2 separate regions of the Homo sapiens genome follow, and region 1 is linked to region 2. The links are chromatin loops, found by intact Hi-C in ENCODE. Cell type or tissue: CD4-positive, alpha-beta T cell. All regions are shown on one strand. Each heading gives the region's core, and the rest is flanking DNA. Links, peaks and the distances in the headings are about the cores only.

Evidence for each region. A loop is a pair of places that touch in the nucleus more often than their neighbours do. Peaks named below come from ENCODE experiments on the same cell type or tissue, not always from the same donor. Only the 100,000 strongest peaks of a DNase experiment are listed, where the experiment ranks them.
Region 1: it touches region 2 in a loop (10-fold over the local background); 7 of 110 quality-filtered maps call a loop at or near these places.

The regions. Positions count from the first base shown.
Region 1 is chr19:42,559,116-42,574,572 of GRCh38, reverse strand. The region is part of intron 2 of LIPE-AS1 (LIPE antisense RNA 1); the gene reads right to left. It also overlaps the pseudogene CEACAMP2. Among named protein-coding and RNA genes, the nearest start is that of CEACAM8, 28 kb to the left of the region's middle. RefSeq lists an enhancer at 14,094-14,594. In CD4-positive, alpha-beta T cell, for the core only: CTCF peaks have their summits at 7,248, 7,447 (motif pointing left), 10,853 and 11,054 (motif pointing left); DNase peaks (open chromatin) are centred at 7,452 and 11,032.
Region 2 is chr19:42,445,486-42,460,942 of GRCh38, reverse strand. All of the region lies in intron 1 of LIPE-AS1 (LIPE antisense RNA 1), which reads right to left. Among named protein-coding and RNA genes, the nearest start is that of CXCL17, 10 kb to the right of the region's middle. In CD4-positive, alpha-beta T cell, for the core only: CTCF peaks have their summits at 10,112 and 10,311 (motif pointing left); a DNase peak (open chromatin) is centred at 10,352; H3K27ac peaks cover 898 bases.

The DNA.
Region 1 (15,457 bases), core at 3,469-11,468, 120 kb before region 2:
TTATGGAATTTATGCAAATATCTATATTGCCATAAATTAAGAATATGCACAAATAGTTTATTTTTGTAGAAATTGGGTAGAGAGAAAGATAAATCTTTCAAATTTAGCTCACAAAATTATACTTTACCCAATTTGTTGTAAGCTAAAAAGCTCAAAAGAAAAAAAAAAAAAGCTTTTTTGACTCTGGAGAACAAAACATAAAAAAAGTCAGCAATGTTTTTTTTTAAAAAAAAGGTCATGAAAAAATCATTTTAGTCCTGTATCAATTTATCCTCATGTAATTAACTCTTGTTCTGCTTGATGTTGGGTTAGCAATCATCATGAATGCATTTTTTTTAACTAAAGTCCTGGGTTTTTTTTCCTAGTCCAGTGACATGAGCTCCACAGTTATGAGAAGCCAACATTTAAGAGTACTTGTAAGAGTCTGTTCCACAAATATACTTCAAATGTGGTTCGAGGACAGCAAAAAAACAATTTGTGAGGGAGGTCATCCAGATATGCCTAGGGCCTTTTCATCTTCTCCTGGGGCTCTGGCTAATGTACAATGCTTTGACACAAGGTTGTAAAGTAACAGTTGTTCATTTGGGGAAAAAATGGTGGTCTTGCATGACTCAATCTCCAGGCTGAAGTATCCCTTTGGTGTAATGAGTTTGGCAGTCCTGAGGTGTTTATTTTCCTTTACATAATTTTAGAAGTTGTACTTCCTTGATATTGTCTGACTGAGAACAAAGGGATGGGTGTGGAAGGCATCACAGCTTTCTCCCATTTACAATCCCATTGTCATTCCCTTCTTCCTCTGTTGGGTTACATTCCTCTATTGATAGATAACTTATTTACTGAGTTGTTTTCACAAAAATCCAAACGTCAGTTGAACTTCTTAAAGTCCTAAGCATTCAGTTCAGTTCAAGGCTATCTTAGTTGAAGGATCTATAGAAAATTTTGATAAGAAAGTTCACACCACCCGCAATACCTTTGGAACCACTGAGCTACAGGAATGAAGAGGAAGTAATCTGCTACCTGCTGGGGACCTTTATGTTTGTACCTCATCCAATGCTCACAATGACCCTTTAAATAGGCACTATTATCCCTCTATTCCAAGACATCAATTAACTTGTCCCTTATCTCACCTGATAAAAGGTGGAACTAGGACTCAGACTCATATTTCTGAATCCAAAACTCATGCTTCCAGCAAAAGACACTATCAACAGAGTAAACAGACAACTTACAGAGTGGGAAAACATATTTGCAAACTATGCATCTGACTAAAATGTAATATCCAGCATCTACAGGGAACTTAAACAAATTTACAAGAAAAAAAAATTCCCACTAAAAAGTGGGCAAAGGACATGAACACATTTTTTTTTTTTTAGTGCAGTGGTGCAATCTCGGCTCACTGCAACCTCCGCCTCCCGAGTTCAAGAAATTCTCCTGCTTCAGCCTCCCAAGTAGCTGGGATTACAGGTGCCCACCACCACACCCAACTAATTTTTTTGTATTTTTAGTAGAGAAAGAGTTTCACCATATTGACCAGGCTGGTTTTGAACTCCTGACCTCAAGTGATCCACCCACGTCAGCCTCCCAAAGTGCTAGGATTACAGGTGTGAGCCACTCTGCCTGGCGAACAGACACTTTTCAAAAGAAGACATACATGTGGCCAACAGCATAGGAAAGAAAGCTCACTATCACTGATCATTAGAGAAATGCAAATCAAAACTACAGTGAGATACCATCTCATACCCGTCAGAATGGCTATTATCAAAAATGTCAAAAAAAAGTAACATGCTGGCAAGGTTGTGGAGAAAAGGGGGTGCTTATACACTGTTGGTGGGAGTGTCAATTATTAGTTCAATCATTGTGGAAAGCAGTATGGCAATTCCTCAAAGAGCTAAAAACAGAACTACCATTTGACCCAGCAATCTCATTACTGGGTATATACCCAGAGGAATATAAATCATTCTATCATAAAGACACATGCACATGAATGTTCACTGCAGCACTGTTCACAATAGAGAAGACATAGAATCAACCGAAATGCCTCTCAATGGAAAACTGCATTTTTAAAATGTGGTACATATACACCACAGAATACTATGCAGCCATAAAAAATAATGTGATCATCTCTTTTGCAGGAACATTGGTGGAGCTAGAGGACATTATGCTCAGCAAACTAACGCAGAAACAGAAAAACAAATACTGCATGTTCTCACTTATAAGTGGGGCTAAGGCCGGGCGCAGTGGCTCACGCCTGTAATCCCAACACTTTGGGAGGCTGAGGTGGGTGGATCATGAGGTCAAGAGATTGAGACCATCCTGGCTAACACAGTGAAACCCCGTCTCTACTAAAAATACAAAAAAATTAGCTGGGCATGGTGGCAGGCACCTGTAGTCCCAGCTATTCAGGAGGCTGAGGCAGGAGAACGGCGTGAACCTGGGAGGCAGAGCTTGCAGTGAGCGGAGATCGCACCACTGCACTCCAGCCTGGGTGACAGAGAGAGACTCCGTCTCAAAAAAAAAAAAAATTAAATTAAATTAAAATTAAAAAATAAGTGGGAGCTAAATGATGAGAACACATGGACATAAAAAGGGGAACAACAGACATTGGGGCCTACAAGAGGGTGGAGAGTGGGAGGAAGAAGAGGAGCAGGAAACATAACTACTGAGTATTAGGCCTAGTAGCTGGGTGATGAAATAATTTGTACATCAAACCCCTGTGACACAGGTTCACCTACATAACAAAGTTGCACATGTACCCTGAACCTAAAATAAAAGTTTTTTTAAACCACAACGAAATTCAAACATCAACAATTTAATCTCTAATCCTTCTCCAATGAAAATTTTAAGATTTTTTTAAAAGAAAAACTTTTAATGAGCAGAATAAATTGATTTTTTTCTAAAATATAATATAATGAAATAAAACTCATGTTTCACTCCACACCATTGTACCTGCAAGAATTCAAAGAAAGGAAAGATGACTGCTTCTAACAGAAATAAATATACAGGCTTCAATGAAGAGACAGGGTCTGAAATGGGCCTTTAGGACAAAGAACAACTCAGGAGGCTGAGAAGACAGGCAAGGGTGTGATATGAAGAGGGAAAAGACTTAGAAAATGTTTGGAAATGAGAAAGTAAAATGTGGGTCAGGTCCTTCAATGTAAATCAAGGGAGTAGATTGGGGCCGGGCTATGAGGGCTCTGAGTGGCATCCTAAGGAATGGGAACTTCATCCTACAGATAAGAGAAGTCACTGGAAAGCTCTGAGAAGCTCACAAACGTGACAAACAGCATTTCCAGGAAGATTACTCTACAATATTAGGCAAGATAACTTGGGAAATGGTCTTCAAGTCTGGCAACTTAATAGAAATATCTAGATTTCTTCTCCTTTTTTTTTTCAAACTTTTCATTTTGAAATAATTTCAGACTTTCAAAAATGTTCCAAAAATACAGTCCCCATATACTTTTCACTCAACTTCCCCAAACATTGTTTTAGATAACCACAGTGCAAACATTAAAATCAATAAATTATCGCTGACATCATACAGTGAATGAATCTGCAGACTTTATTCAAATCCTCTTTATCTTCCCTCTAATGTCCTTTTTCTGGAACAGGGTCCAATGTACAATTACACATTGCATCTCATTGTTTTGTCCTCTCAGTCTCCTTTAATCTGGGACAGTTCCTCAGAATTTCTTTTGCCTTCATGACCTTAACATTTTTGAAAAGTATTGGCGTTGTTATTTTGTAGTTACCCTCAGTTTAAATTTTTCTAATTTTTTCTCATGATTAAACTGAGGTTATACACTTCGGTCAAGAAAACCAAAGAGGCGATTTTGTGCCTTCTCCATCCATTATATTAGGATGCCCTAAGATGTCGATATCTCTAATTAATGGGATGTTAACTTTGAGCCCTGGGCTAAAATTCCTCCACAATAAAATGACCGTTTTCCTTGGAAGCATTCTTAAACAACCAATGCCTGGGCACACAATGCACCAATCCAGTCAGACATACTTGGGGAAAGCACAGACATTGGTACATTTTAAATGCCCTACAAGTTACTCTAACCAGTATCCAGGAATGGAAACCCAAAGTTTAGACAATGAAGATTAGAATCCTGGATATCAGCTAAGAAGCCATTCCTTGGGCTGCTCTTTTCAAAAAGAACATCCAATTCTAGACACAATTAAACACATATGGACTTTGGCATGGACCCCTGGTAGGAAAATGAGAAGGTTAAAAATCCCCTCACTGGGAACATGATGAGTGAGTAGACTGCTGTCTAATAAAAAGAGAAGGCAGGGCCGGGAATGGTGGCTCACACTTGTAATCCCAGCATTTGGAAGAGGCCAAAATGGCTAGATCACTGGAGCCCAGAAGTTCGAGACCAACCTGAGCAATATGGTGAAAACCCATCTCTACAAAAACAGACAAACAAATAAACAAAACAAAAAATTAGCTGGGCATGATGGCATGTGCTTGTGGTCCCAGCTAACAAGGAGGCTGATATGGGAGGATCACTTGAGCCCAGGAGGTGGAGGTTGAAGTGAGCTATAGTCCACTACACTCCAGCCTGGGTGTCAGAGTGAGACTCTGTCTCAAAAGAGAAAGAGAGAGAGAGAGAGAGAAAGGCAGGGCACTAAGTAAAGTGACCAGCCCTCCTGGCCTATTTTCTCTCCAGATATCAGAAACCCTGGCTTCAGTAATAGTGCACACCCATATATTTTATCCTCATAAGCCTAACATGAACTCCTAATTGCCACTGACAGGGACAGAATTATGAATCATGTGATCCAAATATACGACCACACATGCAAAGATGCACACTTCCACACAGAGTTGAATGAACAATTGATAGACTCCAGATTGAAAGTACATGACCTCCCTTAAACAAACCTGTCCTCCCCATTTGGTCCTTTGTCCTTAATCTCTTCTGAATCTGTTGTAAATTTTATGAAATAGGAAAGTGTACACATCTCCTGCCACCAAGCTGTTTAAGTTAGAAAATACTGTGCTCAACTTCCTTAGAGTTATTACCTTAGGCTTTCCATAAAGGGATATCATCAATAACCTCCTCAGAGGGGCCACCTGATAAGATGCAAAAGAAAACGCCAGTTTCACCAAAACCCAGAGGCAGGAGTGACCCTGACAGGAACAAACCCTAAGGTATTCACTTGCCTGCCCAGGGTCTGGTGCAGCTGGCGCAGGAGGAACTGCTGCTGGCAATAGCTGAAAAAAAAAAGAGATGGTAGCTCTAACACTCAGGGGGTAGTAAGAAAGGAGCTCACTCAATTCACCTTCAGTTTTCACACAGCCAACACCCTTCCAGCCTCCCTATGGGGTCTCACTGGGACATAATTAAATGCCAATACATGGGTGAAACAATTTATAGAAGGGTGGGATCAATTGGGTCAGAAATGCTCATAAGGCCGGGTGTGGTGGTTCATGCCTGTAGTCCTAACACTTTGGGAGGCTGAGGCGGGCAGATCACTTGAGGTCAGGAGTTCGAGACCATCCTGACCAACATGGTGAAACCCCATCTCTACTAAAATACAAAAAAAAAAAATTAGCTGTGCATGGTGGCATGCACCTGTAATCCCAGCTACTCAGGAGGCTGAGGCAGGAGAATAGCTTGAACCCAGGAGGCGGAGGTTACAGTGGGCTGAGACTGCGCCACTGCACTCCAGCCTGGGGGACAGAGTGAGACTCCGTCTCAAAACAAAACAAAAAAGAAAAAAGAAAGAAAGAAACAAATGCTCACAAAAGAGACAGGGTTCAGGTTAGGCCTTGAATGGTTCAGCCTTAGGAAAGCAGAGACATGGAGAAACATAAGCCAGGGAACCAGGTGTCAGGCACCACTGTAGATGCTAGTTTTTTTTGGTTTTGGTTTTTTTTTTTTTAATTATACTTTAAGTTCCAGGGTCCATGTGCACAATGTGCAGGTTTGTTACATATGTATACATGTGCCATGTTGGTGTGCTGCACCCCATTTACTCGTCATTTACATTAGGTATCTCTCCTAGTGCTATCCCTCCCCCTTCCCTCCACCCCACGACAGGCCCCGGTGTGTGATGTTCCCCACCCTGTGTAGATGCTAGTTTTAAAGAGGGTCCGAGGAATGACAGTGGGCTTGCAGATGTTATTTTATTTACTCTCTCAATCAATACATGAAATTATTTCAGAGGAGGATGCTCATCCTCAGAAAGGGGAAGTAACTTGCCAAGGTCGGTGGTGGGTATGGGATTAGAAACTCGGTGAGTCTAACACCAGAGACCATGTAACCACCACTACCATTGAGGGACCTGAACGAAGTATGTGTAGGGAACAGGAAGGAGCAGGGAGAGCTAGAGCAGAAAGAGTCAGTTAAAAAAACAGGGAAGTTATGTAAGCTTGCTAAAGGGGGAATCACATGTTGTAGAGGCATGAACAGTAGACACCGAGGTTCAAACTTGATCTTGTGATTATAGAAGAGCCCCTCAAGGTTTTGAGGAAGGGCAGACCCAGTCAAAGTGAAACCTTGAGCCAAGATCAGTGGGTGGTGGAAATGGAGTTCTGGGTTCCTAAGGTAAAGAGATGCCACCAACAACAGTGTAGGGGCCACGTGATGCATGAAACGAGAATTGGACGGAGAAGCTGAAGCCCTGGGTTTAAATGCAAAAAGTCATGCAGTGAGGGCATAGTTATGGAAGGCAAGTTATATTCTCTCTCTGTAGTTTGGTCTCTCTTCAGCCATAAATCACATGGAATGAGAATTAATCTCTAAATGACCCTCAAGCCTTGCTACTCAAAGTGTGGTCCACCAACCAGCAGCAATGACATCATCCAAAAGCGCCTTAGAAATTGAGAATCTCAGGCCCCACCAAAAGAATCCGAATCTGTATTTAATCAAGATCTTCAGGTGATCCATGAACACATTAAGATTTGTGAAGCACTTCTCTCCAGTGTCTTCCAGTTCTAAAATGCAACTATTTCACACTCAACTATGTCACCTCACAAGAGAAAAATAATAATGAAGTTTACCTTTCACCTCATTCATGACCTTTTCTTAATCCTAAAAGCCTCTTAGGCTTGCCCACATTCAGGTAGAGGTTTTAGAAAACACCAGAGAGGGCCGGGTGCGGTGGCTCACATCTGTAATCCTAGCACTTTGAGAGGCCGAGGCGGGCGGATCGCAAAGTCAGAAGATCAAGATCATCCTGGCTAACACGGTGAAACCCTGTCTTTACTAAAAATATAAAAAATTAGCTGGGTGTGGTGGCACGCACCTGTAATCCCAGCTACGTGGCTACTCGGGAGACTGAGGCAGGAGAATCGCTTGAACCCGGGAGGCAGAGGTTGCAGTGAGCCGAGATCGCACTACTGCACTCCAGCCTGGGCAACAGAGTGAGACTCCGTCTCAGAAAAAGAAAAAAGAAAAAAAAAAGCAGCAGCAGCAGCACTGCCACCTTGTGGCCATCATTAGTTAATGCACTTAACTCCTGGGGTAAAAGAGGGGATAGGGCTGGCAGGGGCAGCCTGCCAGAGGTAGTTGGTGAAGTCCAAGTCACGGACTGGATAAGAGAATCACAGCTGCCCACATGACTGAAAGTAACTGTCATAGAGAGCTCAGCCTGCATCATTGAGCAATGTCCCATTGCAAAGGACATTTTTTTAATATGTGATATCAGTGGAAAACCACATTCCTAGCCAAGCTCTGCCCTTGTTAGCTTAAAAATCATTCTGAGAGGTATTTTCAGACACCCAGCCCTGGCTTGAATTCTGCCAGTAAACTTGTAATTTTCCAAGGAAACTTCCTTTACTGTAACAGTTCTTTTTTGTCTTGAGTCAAAAGGTGTCTGATTCACACTCACCAATCCTCATCTTACTCTCCATAGGCTGAAATAAGTTTAACATCTTTTCATACAACTGACCTTCAAATACGGGTAAACCATCCCATGCACCACCCACCCAATCTTCCCTCGGCCATTTCCCATATAGGGTCACCTGAAGCCCCACACCCTCTGGTCACTTTCCCATGGTCAAGTGAAGTGCAGCAACCACAGCAGACACTCCAAATCCTAGGGGTGTTCCCCAGAGCAGCAGAGCCCCAGGACCCCCGTCCCTGTCCTGGCACCTCACCCCTATCTAGAAGCCAAATGCCACATCAGCTGATCTGGGGACGCTGACTTTTCCTGCTTCTGCTGCTGCTCAGTCATCCCACACCTGTGCAGATGTCTACTTTTTATTCTGTTTTATTTTGTAAGAAATATTTATCGGAGGGCGGGGCGTGGTGGCTCACGCCTGTAATCCCAGCAATTTGGGAGGCCGAGGCGGGCGGATCACGAGGTCAGGAGATCGAGACCATCCTGGCTAACACGGTGAAACCCCTTCTCTACTAAAAACATTAAAAAAAAAACATTAGCCAGGCATGGTGGCAGGCGCCTGTAATCCCAGCTACTCGGGAGGCTGAGGCAGGAGAATGGCGTGAACCCTGGAGGCAGAGCTTGCAGTGAGCCGAGATCATACCACTACACTCCAGCCTGGGCATCAGAGTGAGACTCTGTCTCAAAAAAAAAAAAAAAAAAAATACTTATCGGAGTCTGCTGTGTACTGTCACTGGAGAGACAAAGGTGAATCACACCTGGTCCCTGCCTCACAGAGCTCCAGGCTACAGATGGAACCCACTCAAAGTCAGACCATTACTATTCAGTGACAAACATGATGACAGACATCAACACAGGATTTTCTGACCCATCTCACCAATGCCCTGTGAAATACCTTCCACGCTTGGTTTTCTGGGATCAGTTTTCTTCATTTCAAGCTCAAAGTGAAAAAGAGAATTCAAATGTTCCCGATGGTCCTCTGTGCAGTCATAGCTGGACCCGGCATGTCCTCCTGGTTAATCCAGGGTGCTCAGGGCTCCCACTTCACTCTGAGCGTCCTCGCTCCTATCGGAGCTCACCATGTCTGCACCTGCAGCAGCCAGGTGGCTGCACACTAACAGAAAATCCAGCAAGTCAGAAAACTTGATTTACTCCTATAACTTTGAGGCTAGTGACCTTGTGACATTGAACTAGTCCTATGACTTGCCTGCACTTTAATTTCCATGTCTGTAAAGTGGGGCAGGTGCATTCGGTCACCCTAGGTGCAGCTATATAGTGAAAGCTCCTCAGAGACAGCAGCACATCTGATCTTCTCAGCATCCACCATCTAGCAAATACCAGGCACACACTAGGCGCTCAAAGCCTCACTGAATGTGTGTGTGAATAAATGACTATATGAGAGCCATGTGGATCATGGACAGAGTCAACAAATATTTTTGAACGTCTACCAAATACACTGCAGAATAGGGAAATAAGCAACCCAGACAGGACACTGTTTTCTCCTAACTTCCCCTGACCTCCTTCCTGGGGGAGGGAGGGCCTCTGTACATCAGAGAGACTCTTGACACAAATAATGTTCTTGAAATGCATTATAAGAAGTTGTCATGTTAACAAGAGGAAAGTCCATTTGTTTTAGAGGTGTTTTAATCAATGGATCTGAGGGACCCAAAGCCCCCTGTGATGAGACACAGGATGTGATACCCACCCCAAGTGCATGGAGGGGAAACCAGATGGAGTGAACTGACAGGGAGCAGGACCTGGGAGAACAGGGGGGTAAAGAGATTGAGGGACCCAGAGGAAGGTCTGAGGAGGAGCTCCCGGCCCCTGTGGTGGCCTCGGTGTGGACTGATGCAGAACTCAGCAGCATAAGTAAAGCGGCCGCACCAGGCTCCATGTGTACGTGGGATCGCTTTTCAGTAAGATTTTCTTTCTGCTCATAGGCTGTACTTTCACACATTTTCTAATACACAGGCTGCACTTTTACATATTTTCTAACACATCAGGCCCAGTTAACAGGTTACGAAACGATCATTCCATTCAACAGTCAATTATAGAATACTCCCAAAGTGCCAGGCTCTATGAGTTCAGGGAATACAAAAATGAACACAAACAGCCCCTACCCTCAATGATCTCCATACAAAGAGCTCCAAAGAGTGCCTCTCCTACAACACACCCCTGCTCCACACAGCCGTTCTCTCTGCCCTCCACCAACCCAAATCCTACCCTGCCCTGTGAGGCCAGCTCAAGTTCCACCCAACTCGGAGTCCCCCATGCACTTCTGCCACTTTGAGAGATTACTGCACTCATATCTCTAGGCTTTATAAAGTGGATGTCATCTCCCTCATTAGACTTGAGGCTCCTGAAGGCAGAGATTATTTTTAGAATTTTCAAGAAAGAAGTCACATCAGTGGTTTGCATCAGACCACGCTTAGGCCCTGCCTGACCCTTCAATTCACACACAGGCTCCACTGCCTAGCACAGTCCCTGGCCCCTGCACGTGCTTTATAACCCCTGCAGTAGCAAAGCCCACAACCAACTCTGTGACAAGGCAACAGGCTGGGATAATTTGAAAACACAGAGAGAAGAACTGTCAAACAAAAATCAAAGGGCTTTGACTCATGGCTTGCCTCTTCCCTCCTCTCAGGGAAACAAAATCACGCCACCTGTTCTCACTCCTGCCTCATTCCAGGCCTCTTCATATTCCATGATGATCCTTGCCTATAAATAACAATTCCTGTGTTGTGAGCCAAATAGTGATTTTCCATTTCCACCACTCCTTCTACATTTATTAACTGGAATTCTGCTACAAGAAAAAGCTATTTCTGCTTCCTCATTTATTTAATTTATTCAATTATTTATTTATATCAGCATGGATTCATGGGTATTTATGAACTGGAATCCATTACTATCATTATTTATTATGTTGTTCATATTGTCCCAAAATTGACCATTGAGAGTTCCTTGGAAATCTGTGACCTTTTGACACATCCCCACCATTTTTCGTGCAGTTCCTTATTTTCTGGCCCCACAAGGAGCTCCAGGTTCCTCTATGCTTTCCTGACCCAGCCCTGGAATCAGCTATTTCTCCAGGGAGCCCTGGTTCCTTTCATGGGAGAACGATGTTTGCAGGCCATCGGCACTGATAGGCCCACGGTTAGAAGGTGCTGGTGCTTCTGTGCTCTCTAGTGGTCAGATCTGGGAAATACACACTCACACTAGTTTACTGTTACCCACATTTTAGAAATTAGGTAAATGAGGCACAGAAAAGTTACACAACTTGACCAAAATCGCAGAGCAAATAGATAGTAAAACTGTGACATGAAAATAATGACAGATGCACCACAAGTCCTAACAAGCGAAAAAGTAACTTATCACACATGTACATTACCAGAAAGCCACAAGCCCAATATTCCAGCATAGACACTCTCTCTGGAAAATAACCAGAATCCCACAGCAATAACCACAATGATAACCATCATGTACTCAACAACTGCCTGGGCACGGGGCTCCCACAGCAGCTCACTTATTCCCAACAACTCTGCAAGGTGGATTTTACCATCCTCCTTTTACAAATCAGGGAATCAAGGATCACAGAAGCCAAGTGACGTGTCCAAGTTGACATAGTTAAGTGATGGAGCCAGTAATTGACCCCAGGTCTATCTGGATATAAAGTGCATGCTTATGCCACTGTATCAGCGTTTCCCAAAACTGATTTTAGGTGAAAGTTAAATAAGCTGTTTTTTAATTTTAATACTCATGTGTTTATTTTAATGCATGTTAGAAAAACATTTAAGCACACATCAAATCTGTAATTTCATGGACAATACTGCATAAGACAAGGATGTTTTGTCTCCAACTCCTGGCCTCAAGCAATCCTTCCACCTCAGCCACTCGAGTAGCTGGGATCACAGGTGTGAGCCACTGTGCCCTGATAAACAAAGATGTTTTGTAAACTAAATTTATTTAGAAAAAAATAGTATGGGCTGGCCACGGTGGCTCATGTCTGTAATCCCAGCACTCTGGGAGGCCAAGGTGGGCAGATCACTTGAAGTCAGGAGTTCAAGACCAGCCTGGCCAACATAGTGAAACCCCGTCTCTACTAAAAATACAAAAAATTAGCTGGGTATGGTGTCGCATGCCTGTAATCCCAGCTACTCGGGAGGCTGAGGCAGGAGAATCGCTTGAACCTGGGAGGCAGAGGTTGCGCATTGAGCTCAGATCGCACCATTGCACTCCAGCCTGGGCAACAAGAGCAAAATCCCATCTCAAAAAAAGAAAAATAGTATGAAGTAAATAATAAATGTGGAACAAGCTGTAGAGAAAATCATAAAGGTGATCTAGAAATGTCTGAGGTCTGGATGACATAATACTACAGCAACGTGCAGCTTCATTCTCAGTTACTCCCAGGAAATTAGGGCCACATAGCGCTGCAGAAAGAACAAGTAAGACTCTTAGACCTGGGCTTTAGCCCCAGATGTGTCCATTCCTAGGACCCCAGACATCTTTGTGACCTCCTTGCTGGGAGGAAATCCAACCTTCCCAGACATTTAAGAACACTAAGAAGACCCTGAATACACCGAGGGATTTCTTTGTCATAGAGACAACAAACCAGGTTCGGGGACCCCAGGGACTCTCTGTGTGGTGTTGACAGACCCAAGGCCAAGACACAGCAGAGATCAGTGCTGGGGAGGGTGATTTGTCCTGTTAAGGGACAGGGGTCCAAATAAACCTTGCTTCTCAAAGCATAGTCTGGGGAATGTAAATGAAGACAGAACGGAAAAAAGAAGAATGGACAAGAAGGCAGGACTGAGAGGGGAGGGGGCAGAGAGGCTTCCTGGGCAGAGCCCACCCCCACCCATGACCCTGGGAAGTGCTCCTGCCCTGGGAGGAGGCTCAGCACACAGGGAGGAAGGACAGCAGAGCTGACAGTCACAGCAGCCCTGACAAGAGCGTTCCTGGAGCTCAAGCTCTTCCCTCAGCCCTCCCTGCAGAGGGCGCATCCCCTGGCAGGGGTTCCTTCTCACAGGTGAGGGGAGGACTCCTTGGGAGTGGGTGGGAGGAGGGAGCACAGAGACTGACTGGGATCTCCTGGGGAGGATGGGACTCTGAGGGGGGACAGAGGGCTTCTGTTGGAGCCTCAGAGGAGAGGACACCAGAGAGGGACAGGGGTCACACCAGGAAAATCTCAATGATCTGAAGCTGTTAATGGAGAAACAATCTCCACTGTTAATATACTGCAAGTGAATCATCACTGATCAATAAATTCTGAAAACTGATGACAATAAAATGTTATGTCAGGGTAACACTCCAGAAAAAAACAGAACCAGGGCCACTAAACACTGTCCTTACCCACAAACCTCAGGCCATGGAGGGCCCTGGGAACACTCATGAACTCATCCACAGGAGTCTGCAGCCTGTCCCAGACACTGGGGTGCAACCAAGATCACAAAAGTCCCCACCCTCACGGAGCTCACGCTCTCATGGGAGGAAGACAGACACCCAAAGAGATCTAGAATGTGAGGTCAGGTGCTGACAAGAGCCCTGGAGGGAACAGAGCTGGGAAAGGTCAGAAAGAGAAGAGAAGAGCAAGGGTCTCTAGAGGAGGTGTCAGGGGAAGGGTCTCCCAAGGATGTCCTGATGTGAGCAGGATCTGAGGGCGATAAGGGGTGGGGGTTTGTGCAGACTCCTGGGGAAGAGGATTCCAAACTTGGAAGTGCCAAGGTCAGAGGTGCTGAGGGAATGGGGGTCATGCTGCTGACTTTGACTCAGCAGGACCCATGCATGCACGTGCACGTGCACGTGCTCTCTCTCTCTCTCTCTCTCCAGGGCTAGGGGGTGAAGAGACCTCCTCAGAACTCAGGGCCCCATCTTTCCATCCAAATACATAGGTCCCAATATTGACTGATGTTCTCTCCCCCACCTTAGCCTCAGTTTTAACTTTCTGGAACCCACCCACTACTGCCATGCTCACTGTTGAAGCCATGCTGTCCAATGCCACAAAGGGGAAGGAGGTTCTTCTACTCACTCACAATCTGCCCCATGATCTTATTGGCTATAACTGGTACAAAGGGGAAAGGGTGGAGGCCAACCACCATATTACAGGATATGTAATAGGAACTCTAATAACTACCCCCAGGGCCTGCCCACAGCATTCAAGGGACAATATACCCCAATGCATCCCTGCTGATTCAGAATGTCACCCAGGACACAGGATTCTACACCCTACACGCCATAAAGATAAACCCTGAGAAAGAAGAAGTATCTGGCCAGTTCCATGTATACTGAGTGATTCTCCCACAGCCTCTGACTGTTGGGGGTCAGTTCTACTTCACATACATGGGATTGTCAGGCCTGGGCTGTGCCTGTGTCCCCTTCTGTATTACGTCCCATGTTGGGGTTTGAACATTTACTGCAGGACACATACAGGGTAGACAAACTTCAACAGATCAGAATTCCTTTCCCGTATCCAGACCCTGCAGGCATTCACTGCTGAGGAAAGACAGTCTGATGGGGGGGACTCAGCAGGGGGAGGTCAGTCTCAGCCAAGCACCCCATGCCCTCCCTATGGACATGACCTTGAGAAGACCCTGGAGAACTAAGTCAGGGTCTGGACTGAGGGGTCTGTGGAATCCTGTGGAGCCCTGAGGAGCCTATGCCAGAGCTGGATTGTTGCCTCCTGGGCTGACCGGGAGCCACAATTTACCAGCTGTCCAAGGGCAGTGGCTCCTGGAGCTGGTCACTAGCCAGGGCTCAGCCCCCAGGCCCTCATCTGGGCAAAGACAGAGCCTCAACATTCACCTGAGACTCAGCATGTAGAGCACAGATGGACAAGATTACTAGGGCATGAGCCCATTGCCCTGGGGGACTTAGGTGACTCCCTTGTAAGTTCAGGGTCCCTAGGGGGAGGAACAAATAGAGGATGCTCCCAGCAGCTCCTTCTCCACCTGAAATCAGGCCCAGGGCCCTTTCTCTTACAGGCAAATAAGCATATGTAAAAAGTAAAGTAGAGGTTCCTCTTCAAAGACTTTCCTCCCTGTCTAATTAGGAATAAATAGCAACCTCTCTTAGAAGCAAAATTTACTCAAAGACGTGTGCTAACATTCTTAAATATCTGCTAGCTGTAATAAAAAAAAAAAAAAAAAAATGTATTTTATGTTCTTAGCTCCCACAATTTAGCCTAAATATTTGCCCTGGCATGCTTATACTGGTCCAAGCAAGCATTAGGTCATAGCCTGCTCCTCTTCTTTATTTGAAGATGGTTTTTACCTTTCTCAGCATTCCACAAGTTACTTCCTCCTTCCTTTGTTCTCCTCTGCCTTTGCCTCTTTTAAAAAGTTCTAAGTTGCTAGCCAATCGGGACAAATACAAAATGTGACATCCTGTTCCAGCCAGTGGAAACCGGACACAGCAGTAAGGTAGACACGTCAGATTATAAATGACCCTGTCTCCTTTGTTCGGTGTACTCTTGTCACAAAATTGCTGGCGAGTATACCCTTTCTACAGAAAATATAAAAATGGCCTTGCTGAGAAAATTAAATTTATGTTCAAGTGCTATTTCTTTACAGCACTGGGGAACAAGCATTTCAAATACATACATGCTGTT
Region 2 (15,457 bases), core at 6,297-14,296:
GAGGAATCAGTAAGAGATTTAGATGGCTCCATTATGAGGCTGTTAGTAGAGAAAGCAGCCACTCTATGTTTCCCTAATTGCTAGTAAAGAAAAACAAAAAAAAAACAAACTCAGGGCTATATATCCACCCCTTTCAACAAAGGAAACAAACCTTCCTATTAAGTACAGGTGACCTGTTCCGGGACTGGGGCCCTGCCCACCTCAGCATTGTTAAGAAATAATAGGAAGAAAAAAGCAGAAAAGGCTGAGCCCTAAACAACAGATTTTAGGAGCACATTCTCCCCTGCCACCAAGTCTGAAACTACTTCACATTGATTCCAGGCTCCTGGAATGTCTCAGTTTACCCCATAAGATGTCACTGAACACATTCCTTGATGACTAGTCATTCCTTTGAGTTTGATCCATGGAAATGATGGACCATTTAGGTTGAAGGATAAGGCCCTCTCTTCCTGCCTTTAAAAAACTGTGCCTATAACGTCACTCCTGTCCTTGGCAAATTCATCCTTACACTCAAAGATATGCCTTCTCAGTGATCGTCCAGAGGATTTAACAGGTACATTGAAATACTTCTATTTATAACATCGCAATGTAATTGTTACTCGCGTCCATGTGAAGACAGTCTACTATACAGGCACTTGGGTGCAAGTGGGCTGAGTCTGAAAAGAGAGTCAGCAAAGGGAGAATTGGGGGGACAGTTTTACAGGATTTGGGTAGGTAGTGGAAAATTACAGTTAAAGGTGGTTTTCTCTTGTGGGCAGTGGTGGAGGTCACAAAGTGCACGGTGGAGAGATCATGAGACTCACTGTCCAAGAAAAAGAATGTCACAAGGTCAATTGATCAGTTAGAGTGGGGCAGAAACAAATCACAATGGTAGAATGCCATCAGTTAAGGCAGGAACTGGCTCTTTTTACTTTTGTGGTTCTTCAGTTGCTTCGGGCCAGCTGGATGTATACATGCAGATCACTGGAGATATGATGACTTAGCTTGGGCTCAGAGGCCTGACAGTAATTACCTTTAATTTCTTACCTTTGAAAATTAAGACATAAAGTATGAAAGAAAAAATAGCTATCACTTGTATTCTATTTTCCACCCATAATCTAGACCTAATCGTTGTTTAATATTTTGGCCTATTTTTTCCAGTCCCTTTTCACTATGTAGCAGACTGTAACCTCCTGGAATGTAAAAACTACATACATTTTTCCCAGTTCTTATAGTTCTGGAGGTCAAAAGTCCAAAATAGATTTCTCTGGGCTAAAATCAAGGCATTGGCGGTGTTCCTTCTGGAGGTTTCCTTCTGGAGGTTTAAGGAATGGATCCTCTTCTTTGCCCGACCCAGCTTCTCGATGCCACCTATATTCCTTTGCTTATGGCCCCCTTCCATCTTCAAAGCCAGCAGTGGCCAGTGGAGTCTTCCTCATGCTACATCATTTTCACCCTGACTCTCCTGCCTCCCTCTTTCACCTATAAGGATCCTTCTGATTATAATGTGCCCACTCAGATAATCCAGGATAATTCCCCCATCTCAAGATTCTTAACTTCATCTTATCTGCAAAGTCTTTCTGCCAAATAAAGTAAAATGCACAGGTCCCAGGGATTAGGATGTGGATATTTTCAGGAGGCCATTATTCTGCCTAATACAGGTACCTTTTATAAACTTCACCCACAACAAAAATTTGCCTTGCCTTCCTGCTGTGTCTCACTTTTCTGTCTGAATCATAGGCAAGAGCACAAACTTTGAGGTGAAACACACTAGCTCTGCTATGAACTGGCTGGATGATGCTGACCACTCACCTCGCCTCCCTCAGCTTCTTCTCATTTGCAGCACAAAGGTGACTCTTACTCCATCAGAGGATGACAATAAAAGAGTAAATTAAGATGTGTAAGGCATTGTTCAGGCGCAGTGGTTCACGCCTGTAATCCCAGCACTTTGGGAGTCCAAGGCAGGTGGATCACGAGCTCAGGAGTTCGAGATCAGCCTGACCAACATGGTGAAACCCCGTCTCTACTAAAAACACAAAAATTAGTTGGGTGTGGTGGTGCACGCCTGTAATCCCAGCTACTCAGGAGGCTGAGGCAGGAGAATCCCTTGAATCAGGGAGGTGGAGGTTGCAGTGAGCCAAGATCACGTCACTGCACTCCAGCCTGGGCAACAGAGCAAGACTCCATCTTAAAAAAAAAAAAAAAAAAAAAAACATGTGTAAGGCATTAGACACACAGCTTGGTACCTGGTGAGCCCTCGGTAAACATTTATTTCAGTCTTTTCCTTTCACCATCCCATCTCTCTCACCCTCACCCATCTTCTTGGTCTCCTTTCTTTTCAGTGATTTGCTCACTCTAAACTACCATTTAGAAAGCGGCCACACTATCCATTCTCTTGTGATTCTGCTGGAATGTTCTTGTGATGGAGTCTGCTATCTACTCAAGACAGTCCACATTATTTATATGGAGAGGTCTGTTTAAAACAAGAAGTCCTTTTTATGTTCACATACAATTTTTACATGCTTCCTCTTAACGTACACATACCAGTCCCAATTCTGCCCTGCTAATGCATATATATCCTTATTTCACTCTTCTTCAGTCTCTTTTTTGAGACAGAGTTTCGTTCTTGTCACCCAGGCTGCAGTGCAATGGCACGATCTCGGCTCACTGCAACCTCCGCCTCCTGGGTTCAAGTGATTTTCCTGCCTCAGCCTCCTGAGTAGCTGGAATTACAGGCACACACCACCACACCCAGCTAATTTTTGTATTTTTTAGTAGAGATGGAGTTTCGCCATATTGGCCAGGCTGGTCTCGAACTCCTGACCTCAGGCAATCCGCCCCCGCTTGGCCTCCCAAACTGCTGGGATTACAGGCGTGATCCACTGAGCCCAGCCCAGTCTTTCTCTTTACATCTTGTAAATAAGGATAGTACAGGCCGGGCGCGGTGGCTCATGCCTGTAATCCCAGCACTTTGGGAGGCCGAGGTGGGCAGATCACGAGGTCAGGAGATCGAGACCATCCTGGCTAACACAGTGAAACCCCGTCTCTACTAAAAGTACAAAAAAAATTAGCCAGGCATGGTGGCGGGCGCCTGTAGTCCCAGCTACTTGGGAGGCTGAGGCAGGAGAATGGTGTCAACCCGGGAGGTGGAACTTGCAGTGAGCTGAGATCCACCACTGCACTCCAGCCTGGGCAAAAGAGCAAGACTCCTTCTCAAAAAAAAAAAAAAAAAAAAAAAAAAAAGGATAGTACCAAGACAAAAATAATGACCTGGGCCACAAGAAGGGATTCTTTTAGCACGTAAATGCTTTCTTTTAACAAGATGAACATTTTCCTTTGGCAAGATGAATGCTAATTTGCAAGGCACCCCTGAAGCCTGTTTCTAGGCTTGGGTTTCACATTCCTAGACCCCAGGGACAATAATTGTGACAGAAGCCACACCCACTGTGCGTATTCCTGCTGTTGGGTAAAGGTATTTTCACAGAATGTTATGCATGAGTTACTCCTTCCCAATCCTTCCACTCCTGGAGGTTAAGCCTCCCCCTTCACCAGCTTCATCTCCAGCTGGCCTCCCAGGACTCTGACTGGAAAATACCTCCTCACTCTGGATGCCCCGGGTGACACCTTTGTCTATTCCCATAATTATAATAGCTCACACTGATGCAGCACTCACTATCCGCCAGGCACTATCCCAAGGGGTTTCCATGTAGCTCCAGTCCTCTCAAAGAATCCTGAGTGTCACCATCCCCATTTTTACAGATTAAAAAAACAGAGGCAGGGGCCAGGCATGGTGGCTCACGCCTGTAATCCCAGCACTTTGGGAGGCCGAGGCAGGCGGATCACGAGGTAAGGAGATCAAAACCATGCTGGCCAACACGGTGAAACCCCATCTCTACTAAAAATACAAAAAAAAATTAGCCGGGAGTGGTGGCGGGCGCCTGTAGTCCCAGCTACTCCGGAGGCTGAGGCAGGAGAATGGCATGAACCTGGGAGGCGGAGCGCGCAGTGAGCCAAGATCATGCCACTGCACTCCAGCCTGGGCGACACAGTGAGACTCCGTCTCAAAAAAAAAAAAAAAAAAAAAAAAACTGAAGCAGAGAAGTTTAGTAATGTACCAAGTGTCACTCAACTCCATAATTTAACCTCATCCTCCTCCCCATCTGGGCGAGGACACCCTAAGATTTCCAAGGTGTCCTGAATGACATCCACCTTTCAGAATGATTTTTGTCCCCTCTACTCTCAGGATTTGACAAACAGCCAGCATTTTGTTTTCTGTCTTACCCTTCACTTATGTACCTGTTCCCTAACACCACACTCACAACTGCACAGCCCGGAATAAAAGCTGGCTTTTATGGACCTCAATCTCTTTTGGCAAAAAGGAAGGCCAGGTTCCCAGTTCTCCCAAAAAGTAATTTTTTTTTTTTTTTGAGATGGAGTCTCGCTCTGTCGCCCAAGCTGGAGTGCAGTGGCACAGTCTTGGCTCACTGCAACCTCCGCCTCCCAGGTTCAAGCAATTCTCCTGCCTCAGCCTCCTGAGTAGCTGGGCTTACAGGTGCGTGCCACCACACCCAGCTAATTTTTGTATTTTTAGTAGAGATGGGGTTTCACCATGTTGGTCAGGCTGGTCTTCAACTCCTGACCTCGTGATCCGCCCTCCTCATCCTCCCAAGTGATGGAATTACAGGTGTGAGCCACCGTGCTCAGCTGTAACTTTTACTGAATTGTTAACTATTTGTACAGCCATTCTCTGGCCGTAAAAGGGATGCACTAGGAACAGATAGTGTGATGAGAAGGAAGCAGGAGGAGGGTGAGTCTCTGGAATGATCACAAAGGGGAAAAGATTTCAAATCCAGGAACAGTCATAAAACACACCCAGAGTGTGTGGCCTTTGAGCAATGACAGCCCCACCTGCCTCTTTCCATGCCTAGTGGCCTCTGACTTCCTTCTCAGTTGCCCCTCCCAGTCTTGCTTTCTTAGGCCAATACTAATGGCCTGGGAAGTGGGGCCAGACCATAGCACATAGCACTGAGTGGTGAGGATGGAGGAGCTGAAGACGGAGAAGAATGATTGACTCATGGGGATCTGACTCATCCAGGTACACATCATCTGGACAGGGAATGGATTAGTGAAGGGCTGTTCAGGACTCATGGTTTAAGGAGTTGTACTAGGGAGTGGTACTTCCTCACTGCTGTCTCACTGACAGCAACAGAGTGGGTGTGGAAGGCATCACAGCTTTTTCCTACTTAAAAACCCAGTTCCTCCTTCTCCCTCTTTTGGGTTACATTCCTCTGCCCTTAGGTCACTTATTTACTCAGTTGTGTTCCAAGGGGGAAAAAAAAAAATCTCAGTTGCATTTCTTAAAGTCCCAAGCATTCAGTTCCATTAAAGAGCATCTGTCATCTTAGTGATGACCAGGTGCAAATATTTTTAAAAGGCTCTTTAGGAAATTTTGATAAGAGCCTTCACACCACCCACAAACTTTCTGGGAACCACTGAGCTATTAAAGTGCTGAGGAAAGAATCTGCTATATGCTGTGCTGAGGACCTTTATGTTTGCATCTGATCTAATGGTCACAATGACCCTTTGATGCAGGTACTCTATTACCCCTCTATTCCAAGATGTTGATAAACTTGTCCCTTATCTCAGAACTGGTTAAAGGTGGAACTGTCAAAGGATTCAAACTCACATATTTCTGAATCTAAAGCTCGTGGTTCACTCCACATCACGGTACCTACCAGAATTCAAAGAAAGGAAGGATGATTGCTTCTAACAGGAATAACTATACAGGCTTCAATGAAGAGACAGGGTCTGAAATGGGCCATAGCACAAAGAACAGCTCAGGAGGCTGAACAGGAAGGCAAGGGTATTATATAGGAAGGAGTAAAAGAATTAGAATAAGCTCAGGCATGAGAAAGTAAAATGTAGGTTAAGTCCTTCCACGTAGATCAACGGAGTAGATTGAGGCCATGCTATGGGGGCTTTAAATGGTAGCCTAAGGAGCAGGAACTTCATCCTAGATGACAGCAATCACTGGAAAGCTTTGAAAAGGTCACAAACATAACAATATGGTATTTCCAGGAAGATTACTCTTGACAGTATTATTAAGCAAGATAACTTAGAGAAGTGGTTTTCAGCTTTGGCAACTCAGTAGAATTACCTGGAAGCTTTCTTTTCCTTTCTTTAGTTTCATCTGAAATAATTTCAGACTTTCAAAAAACTTCTACAAATAGTCAGGGTCTTCATATACTTTTCACTCAGCCTCCCCAAATATTAACATTTTAGATAACCACAGTATAATCATCAAAATCAATAAATGATCACTGATACTGTACAATGAATGAATCTGTAGACCTTATTCAAATCCCCTTTATCTTCCCACTAATGTTCTTTTTCTGGACCAGGATCCAATCTAGGATCAGACATTGCATCTCATTGCTCTGTCCTCCCAGTTTCCTTTAATCTGGGACAGTTCCTCAGAATTTCTCTTGCCTTCATGACCTTAACATTTTCGAAGAGTATTGGTGAGTTATTTTGTATAATGACCCTCGGTTTGGGCTTTCCTAGTTGTTTCTCATGATGAAACTAAAGTTATATACATTGGGCAAGAATACTACAGAGGTGATGCTGCGCCTTCTCCATCCATCATATTAGGATGCCCTAAGATGTCAGTATCTCTGATTACTGGAGATGTTAACTTTGAGCACTGGGCTACAGTTCCCCCACTGTAAAATGACCATTTTCCTTGGAAGCATTCATAAACAACCAGTGCGTGGGCCACATCATGCATCAATCAAATCACACTCTCTTGGGGGAAGGCACAAGCATTGGTAGGTTTTAAATGCCCTACAAGCGACTCTAATCAGTATTCAAGGTTGGAAACCCACAGTTTAGACAGTGAAGATTAGAATCCTGGAAATCTGCTAGGAAGCCATCCCTGGGATTCACTTTTTAAAAGAACATCCAGTTCCAGGCACAATAAATATATCTGAACATTGGCATGGATCCTTTATAGGAAAATGGGAAGGTTAAAAAGCCCCTGATTGGCCGGGCGCGGTGGTTCATGCCTGTAATCCCAGCACTTTGGGAGGCTGAGGTGGGTGGATCATGAGCTCAGGAGATCAAGACCATCCTGGCTAACACCGTGAAACCCCGTCTCTACTAAAAATACAAAAAATTAGCCAGGCATGGTGGCGGGCGCCTGTAGTCCCAACTACTCAGGAGGCTGAGGCAGAAGAATGGCATGAACCCGGGAGGTGGAGCTTGCAGTGAGCCGAGATCGTGCCATTGCACTCCAGCCTGGGCGACAGAGCGAGACTCCATCTCAAAAAAAAAAAAAAAAAAGCCCCTGATTGGGAAAGTGATGGCTGAGTAGGCTGCTGTCCAATAAAAAGAGAAGGCAGGACCCCAAGTAAAGGGTCCAGCCCTACTGGTCCATTTTCTCTCCAGACTTCAGAGAAACCTTTGCTCCAGTGAAAGCACATACTACATAATTTTAATATCCTAAGCCTGACTGACATGATCTCCTAATTGCCACTGACAGGCAGGGAATTATGAGTGATGTGATATAAATATATGACCACACATACAAAGATGTACACTTCCAGACATGATTGAAAGAACAATTCAGAGAATCCAGGTTAGAGGTACATTAACTCCCCTAAACCACCCTGTCCTCCCCACTTGTTTTTTTTTTTTTTTCTTGGTCTATCACCCAGGCCAGAGTGCAACAGCGTGATCATAGTTCACTGCAGCTTTGAGCTCCTGGGTTCAAACGATCCTCACACCTCAACCTCCAAAGTAGCTGGGACTACAGGCACACACCACCACACCCAGCTAATTTTTTTTTTGTAGAGATGGGGTCTCCCTATGTTGCCCACACTCCCACTTGGTCTTTTGTCCCCAGTCTCTTCTGAAGTAAGAGAGTAAAGACTGTTGTAATTTTAACGAAACAAGAAAGTGTGTACACATCTCCTGTAACCAGGCTGTTTAAGCAATAAGATATTGAGTTCAACTTCCTCAGTTATTATCTTGGCATTTCCATAAAGAGATATCATCAATCTCTCCCTTAGAGGGACCACTGATATCGTGCAAAAGGAAACACCAATTTAACCAAAACCCAGAGGCAGGAAGGACCCTGACAAGAGCAATCCCTAAGGTATTCACATGCCTGCCAGGGTCTGGTGCAGCTGGTGCAGGAGGAACTGCCGCTGGGACTAGCTGAAAAAAAGAGACGGCAGCTCTAACACTCAGTGGGTAGTAAGAAAAGTATTCATTCAATTAACCTTCAATTCGCACACATCCAATACCCTTCCAGCCTCCCTATGGGGTCTCACTGAGAGGGCTGGCATGTAATTAAATGCCCATACATAGGTAAAATAATTTATAGAAGCGAGGGATCAACTGGGTCAGGAATGGCTGGGAAAGGTTTCATGGAACAGACGGGATTCAGGTGAGGTCCTGAAGGGTTCAACCTTAGGAAAGCAGAGACAAGGAGAAACACACGCCAAGGAAACCAGGTGGCAGGCACTGCTGTAGATGCTAGCTTTGAAGAGGGTCTCAGGAATGAGAGCGGGTTTGCAGATGTCGTTTTACTTTTTTTTTAATTTTTACATTTGGGGGTACATAGTAGGTATATATATTTATGAGGTACAGATGATTTTTTATTTACTCCTCTCAACCACCATGTGGGGTTATTTCACAGGAGGATGCTGATCCTCAAAAAGGTGAAGTAACTTGCCAAGGTTGTTGGTGGATGTTGGATTAGAAACTCAGTGAGTCTAACACCAGAGCCCATACCACCACCACTACCACTGAGAGAGACCAGAACAGAGTATGTGTAGGGAACAGGAAGGAACAGGGAGAGCTAGAGCAGAAAGAGATGGTTTAAAAACAGGGAAGTGGCCAGGCGCGGTGGGCTCACGCCTGTAATCCCAGCACTTTTGAGGCTGAGGCAGACAGATCATGAGATCAGGAGATCGAGACCATCACCACCCTCGCTAACACGGTGAAACCCCGTCTCTACTAAAAATACAAAAAATTAGCCAGGCATGGTGGCAGGCACCTGTAGTCCCAGCTACTAGGGAGGCTGAGGCAGGAGAATGGCGTGAATCCGAGAGGCGGAGCTTGCAGTGAGCCGAGATGGTGCCACTGCACTCCAGCCTGGGCAACAGAGCAAGACTCTGTCTCAAAAACAAAAACAAAAACAAAAACCAGGGAAGTTAGGTAAGCTTGCTAAAGGGGGATCATACATATGTTATAGAGGCATGAACACTGGACACAGACATTCGAACTTGATCTTGTGAATTACAGAAGAGTCAGTGAAGGTTTTGAGTAAGGGGAAAACCAGTCAAAGTGACATGTTGAGCCAAGCCCAGAGTGGGTGATAAAAATGGGGTTCTGAGTTCCTAAGCTAAAGAGATGCCACCAACAACAGTGAAGGGGCCATGTGATGCATGAGGCAAGGACTGGACAAAGAGGCTGAAGCCCTGGGTTTAAACGCAAAAAGTCATGCGGTGAGGGCATGGCTATGGAGGGCAAGCTCTATTCCATCTCCACACCTCAGTCTCTCCCCATCCATAAATCAGATGCAGTGAGAATTAATCTCTAAATGATACTCAAGCCTTGCTACTCAAAGTGTGCTCCACCAACCAGCAGCAATGACATCGTCCAAATGCTCCTTAGAAATGCAGAATCTTGTGAAAATGCCAATCATAAAAAAAAGAAATGCAGACTCTCAGGCCCCACCAGAAGAATCAGAATCTGCATTTAAACAAGATCTTTGGGTGATCTGTGAGCACATTAAAGTTTGTGAAGCATTTCTACCAGACTTTTTAATTTTGTATTCATTTTTGGAGTTTTTTGAGACAGAGTCTCATTCTGTCACCCAGGCTGGATGGAACGCAGTGACAGGATCATAGCTTAATGCAGCCTGGACCTCCTGGGTTCAAGGGAATCCTCCTGCCTCAGGCTCTCAAGTAGCTGGGACCACAGGCATGTGTCACCGTGCCCGGCTAATTTTTTTATTTTTTGTAGAGATGAGGTCTCACCATGTTGCCCAGGCTGGTCTGGAACTCCTGGGCTCAAACCATCCTCCTGCTTCAGCCTCCCAAAGTGTTGGGATTACAGGCATGAGCCACCACACATGGCACTTCCAGTTCTCAAATGCAATTACTTCACACTCACCTCAAATTCTGTTACTTCACAGGATAAAAAAAGGAAAATAAAGTTTACCTTTAGCCTCATTCATGCCCTTAATCCTAACAGCACCTTAGACTGGCCCACGTCCAAGCAGAGGTCTTAGGAAACACCAGTGAGGCAGTGCTGCCACCTTGTGACCATCATCAGTAAATGCACTTAAACCTTGTCACCAGTAAAGGAAGTGGGAGGGCTGGCAAGAGCAAAGGGTAGGAGGTAAAGTCCAGGTCACAAAGGAGATAAAATCACAATCGCCCACAAAGACAGGAAGTAACTGTCAGAGAGCTCAGCCTGCATCATAGGGCCGTGTCTCATTGCAAAAGACAGTTTGTATAATACCTAATATGTGGTATCAGTGGGAAACCTAGTTTCAAGCCAAGCTCTGCCCTTGTAACCTTAGAAATCACTCTAACAGGTATTTTCAGACACCCAGCTCAGGCCTGAACTCCACCAGTAAACTTGTAATTTCCCAAGGAAACTTACTTTACTGTGACAGTTCTTTTCCATCCTGAGCCAAAATGTGTCTGATACACACTCACCAATTCTCATCCTACTCTCTGTAGGCTGAAATAAGTCAAACTTCATACCCCTTACCGCCCTCAATCTTCAGGAAAGGTAGAACGGACTAATGGTCTTTTAAAGACATACCTCACCAAGCTCAGTCTCCAACTTAAAAAGGACTGGACAGTACTTTTACCTCTTGCCCTTCTCAGAATTAGAGCCTGTCCTCGAGATGCTACAGGGTACAGTCCATTTGAACTTTTACATGGACACACTTTCTTGCTCGGCCCCAACCTTGTCCCAGACACCGGCCCTCTAGGCAACTATCTTCCAGGCCTCCAGCAGGCTAGACAGGAAATTCCCCAGGCTGCTAATCTTCTCTTGCCTACTCCAGATTCCCAGCCATATGAAGACACCCTAGCTGGACAACCCGTTCTTGTTAAGAATCTGACCCCTCAAACTCTACAACCTCAATGGACTGGACCCTACTTAGTCATCTCTAGCACCCCAACTGCTGTCCGCCTGCAGGATCCTCCCCATTGGGTTCACCATTCCAGAATAAAGCTGTGTCCATCAAACAGCCAGCCTAATCTCTCCTCTTCCTCCTGGAAGTCGCAAGTACTCTCCCCTACTTCCCTTAAACTCACTTGTATTTCTGAAGAACAGTAATAACCCTCATGAGCCTAATACGTCCCTTCATTCTACTAGGTCTGTTCATCCTTACCCTACTTTTTGCAACAGGGCTTTATGCAGTCACCCCCACTACTTGGACTGCACCCCAAAAAACTTGTCATCCCTACTATCTTCTGTCTAGTCATACTCTTATTCACCGTTCTCAACTACTCATAAATGCCCTGCTCTTGTTTACACTGCCAGTTTACACTGTTCCTCCAAACCATCACAGTGGATATCTCCTGGTGCTATCCCCAAACTGCCACTCTTAACTCCCTCTTAGAGTGGATAGATGATCTTTGCTGGCAGGGCACCCTCCAATACTTCCACCCTGATGAAGTTCTATTCTTTACTTTTATACTCACTCTTATTCTCATTCCCATTCTTATGCCACCCTCTACCTCTCCCCAGCTATCTCCACCACACTATCAGTCTCATTCACTCTCTCCTAGCCGTCTCTGATCCCTCCTTAGAGAACAATTGCTGGCTTTGCATTTCCCTTTCTTCCTGTGCCTACACAGCTGTCCCCGCCTTACATACAGACTAAGCAACATCTCCTGTCTCCCTACACCTCCGAACTTCCTTTAACAGCCCTCACCTTAACCCTCCTAAAGAAATTCTTTACTTTCTAGACAGGTCCAGCAAGACCTCCCCAGACATTTCACATCAGCAAGCTGCCGCCCTTCTCCGCACTTACTTAAAAAATCTTTCTCCTTATATTAATTCTACTCCCCCCATATTTGGACCCCTCACAACACAAACTACTATTCCTGTGGCCACTCCTTTATGTATCTCTTGGCAAAGACCCACTGGAATTCCCCTAGGTAACCTTTCACCTTCTCCGTGTTCCTTCACTCTTCATCTCCAAAGCCCAACTACACATATCACTGAAACAATTGGGGCCTCCCAGCTCCATATTACAGAAAAGCCCTCTATCAATACTGGCAAACTTAAAAACATTAGCAGTTATTATTTCCTAGGAAGACACTTACCCTGTATTTCACTCCATCCTTGACTACCTTCCCCTTGCTCGTCAGACTCTCCTCCCAGGCCCTCTTTTTGTTTGCTTATACCCAGCCCTGTAAATAACAGTGAAAGGTTGCTCGTAGACACTCAACGTTTTCTCATACACCATGAAAATCGAACCTCCCCCTCTATGCAGTTACCCCATCAGTCCCCATTACAACCTCTGATGGCTGCCGCCCTAGCTGGATCCCTAGGAGTCTGAGTGCAAGACACCTCTTTTAGTATTCCTTCTCATCTTTTTACTTTGCATTTCCAGTTTTGCCTTGCACAAGGTCTCTTCTTCCTCTGTGGATCCTCTGCCTACATGTGTCTACCTGCTAATTGGACAGGCACATGCACACTAGTTTACCTTACTCCCAAAATTCAATTTGCGAATGGGACTGAAAAGCTTCCTGTTCCTCTCATGACACCGACATGACAAAAAAAAAGGTTATTCCACTAATTCCCTTACTTGTCGGTTTAGGACTTTCTGCCTCCGCTATTGCGCTCAGAACTGGAATAGCAGGCATTTCAGCCTCTGTCACGACCTTCCAGAGCCTCTCTAATGACTTCTCTGCTAGCATCACAGACATATCACAAACTCTATGAGTCCTTCAGGCCAAGGTTGACTCTTTAGCTGCAGTTGTCCTCTAAAACCGCCGAGGCCTTGACTTACTCACTGCTGAAAAAGGAGGACTCTCTATATTTTTAAATGAAGAGTGTTGCTTTTACCTAAATCAATCTGGCCTAGTATATGACAATATAAAAAAAAACTCAAGGATATAGCCCAAAAACTCGCCAACAAGCAAGTAATTATGCTGAACCCCCTTGGGCACTCTCTAATTGGACATCCTGGGTCCTCCCAATTCTTAGTCCTCTGGTACCTCTTTTTCTCCTCTTATTCGGGCCTTGTGTCTTCCGTTTGGTTTCTCAATTCACACAAAACCACATTCAGACCATCACTAATCATTCTATATGACAAATGCTACTTTTAACAACCCCATAGTACCATCCTCTGCCCCAAGATCTCCCCACAGCCTAAACTCCTATTCCATGTAACCTATTATAAAATTTTCTTTAAGGTCCACACAGCCCTTAATCCTGCTCGAAGCAGCCCTGAGAAACATGGCCCATTATCTCTCCATACCACCCCAAAAACAATTTTTTCGCCACCCCAACACTTCAACACTATTTTGTTTTATTTTTCTTATTAATATAAGAAGACAGGAATGTCAGGCCTCTGAACCCAAGCCTGCATGTATACATCCAGATGGCCTGAGGCAACCGACAAGTACAAAAGAAGGGAAACAGCCAACTCCTATCTTAACCGATTGACCAACCTTATGACATTCTGTCATGACTTGATCCTGCCCTGTCCCAATTGATCTACTGATCAACCTCGTGACATTCTTCTTCTGGACAATGAGTCTTATGATCTCCCCACCATGCCCGCAAGAGAAAAACCCCCTTTAACTGTAACTTTCCACTGCTTACCCTAGTCCTATAAAACTGCCCCATCCCTAACTCCCTTCACTGACTCTCTTTTTGGACTCAGCCTGCCTGCACCAGGTGATTAAAAGCTTTATTGCTCACACAAAGCCTGTTTGGTGGTCTCTTCACATGGATGCATGTGACACTAACATTTTTTCTTTTCCTTTTTTTTTTTTTTTTTTTTGAGATGGAGTCTGGCTCTGTCACCCAGGATGGAGTGCAGTGGCACAATCTTGGCTCACTGCAACCTCCCCCTCCTGGGTTCAAGCAATTTTCCTGCCTCAGCCTCCTGAATAGCTGCGATTACAGGTGCCCGCCACTGCGCCCGGCTAATTTTTGTATTTTTAGTAGAGACAGGGTTTTGCCATGTTGGCCAGGTTGGTCTCAAACTCCCGACCTCAGGTGATCTGCCTGCCTCAGCCTCCCAAAGTGTTGAGATTACAGGCATGAGCCAATGCACCCAGCCAAGTCTAACACTTTTTTATACAACCGACCTTCAAATATTGGTAAACATCCTTGGCCGGGCACAGTGGCTCATGCCTGTAATCCCAGCACTTTGGGAGGCCAAGGTGGGTGGATCACCTGAGGTCAGGAGATCGAGATCAGCCTGACCAACATGGAGAAATCCTGTCTCTACTAAAAATACAAAAAAAAATAGCCAGGCATGGTGGCGCATGCCTGTAATCATAGCTACTTGGGAGGCTGAGGCAAGGAGAATTGCTTGAACCTGGGAAGCAGAGGTTGCGGTGAGCCAAGATTGTACCATTGCACTCCAGCCTGGGCAATAAGAACAAAACTTCGTCTCAAAAATAAAAATAAAAAAATAAAAAAACAACCTCTATGTGCCACCTACCCCATCTTCCCTCGGCCGTTTCCCACGTAGGGTCACCTGAAGCCCCACACCCACTGCTCACTTTCCCACGGGCAAGTGAAGTGCAGCAACCACAGCCTACACTCTGAATCCTAGGGGTGTTCCCCAGAGCAGCAGAGCCACAGGAACCCCATCCCCGTCCTGGCACCTCACCCCTATCTAGAAGCTGAACGCTGTATCAGCTGATCTGGGGGGACTGATTTTTCCTGCTCCTGCTGCTGCTTAGTCATCCCACACCTGTGCAGATGTCTACTTTTTATTCAGTTTTATTTTGTAAGAAATATTTATCGGATCCTGCTGTGTACTGTCACTGGAGAGACAAAGGTGAATCACACCTGGTCCCTGCCTCACAGAGCTCCAGGCTATGGATGAAACCCACTCAAAGTCAGACCATTACCATTCAGTGAGAAACACCGTGACAGACATCAGAAAAGGGTTTTCTTTTTAAAACAAGAAACAAAAAAGCTTTTTATAGAGACAGGGTCTCACCATGTTGCCCACACTGGTCTCAAACTCCTGGACCCAAGCCATCCTCCCACCTCAGCTTCCCAAAGTGCTGGGATTACAGGCACCCATCCAACACAGGCTTTTTGACGCATCTCACTAATCCCCTGTGAAAAATCTTCCACTCTTGGTTTCCTGGGGTCAGTTTTCTTCATTTCAAGCTCAAAGTGAAAAAGAGAATACAAATATCCCTGATGGTCCTTTGTGCGGTCACAGCTGGACCCGGTATGTCCTCCCGGT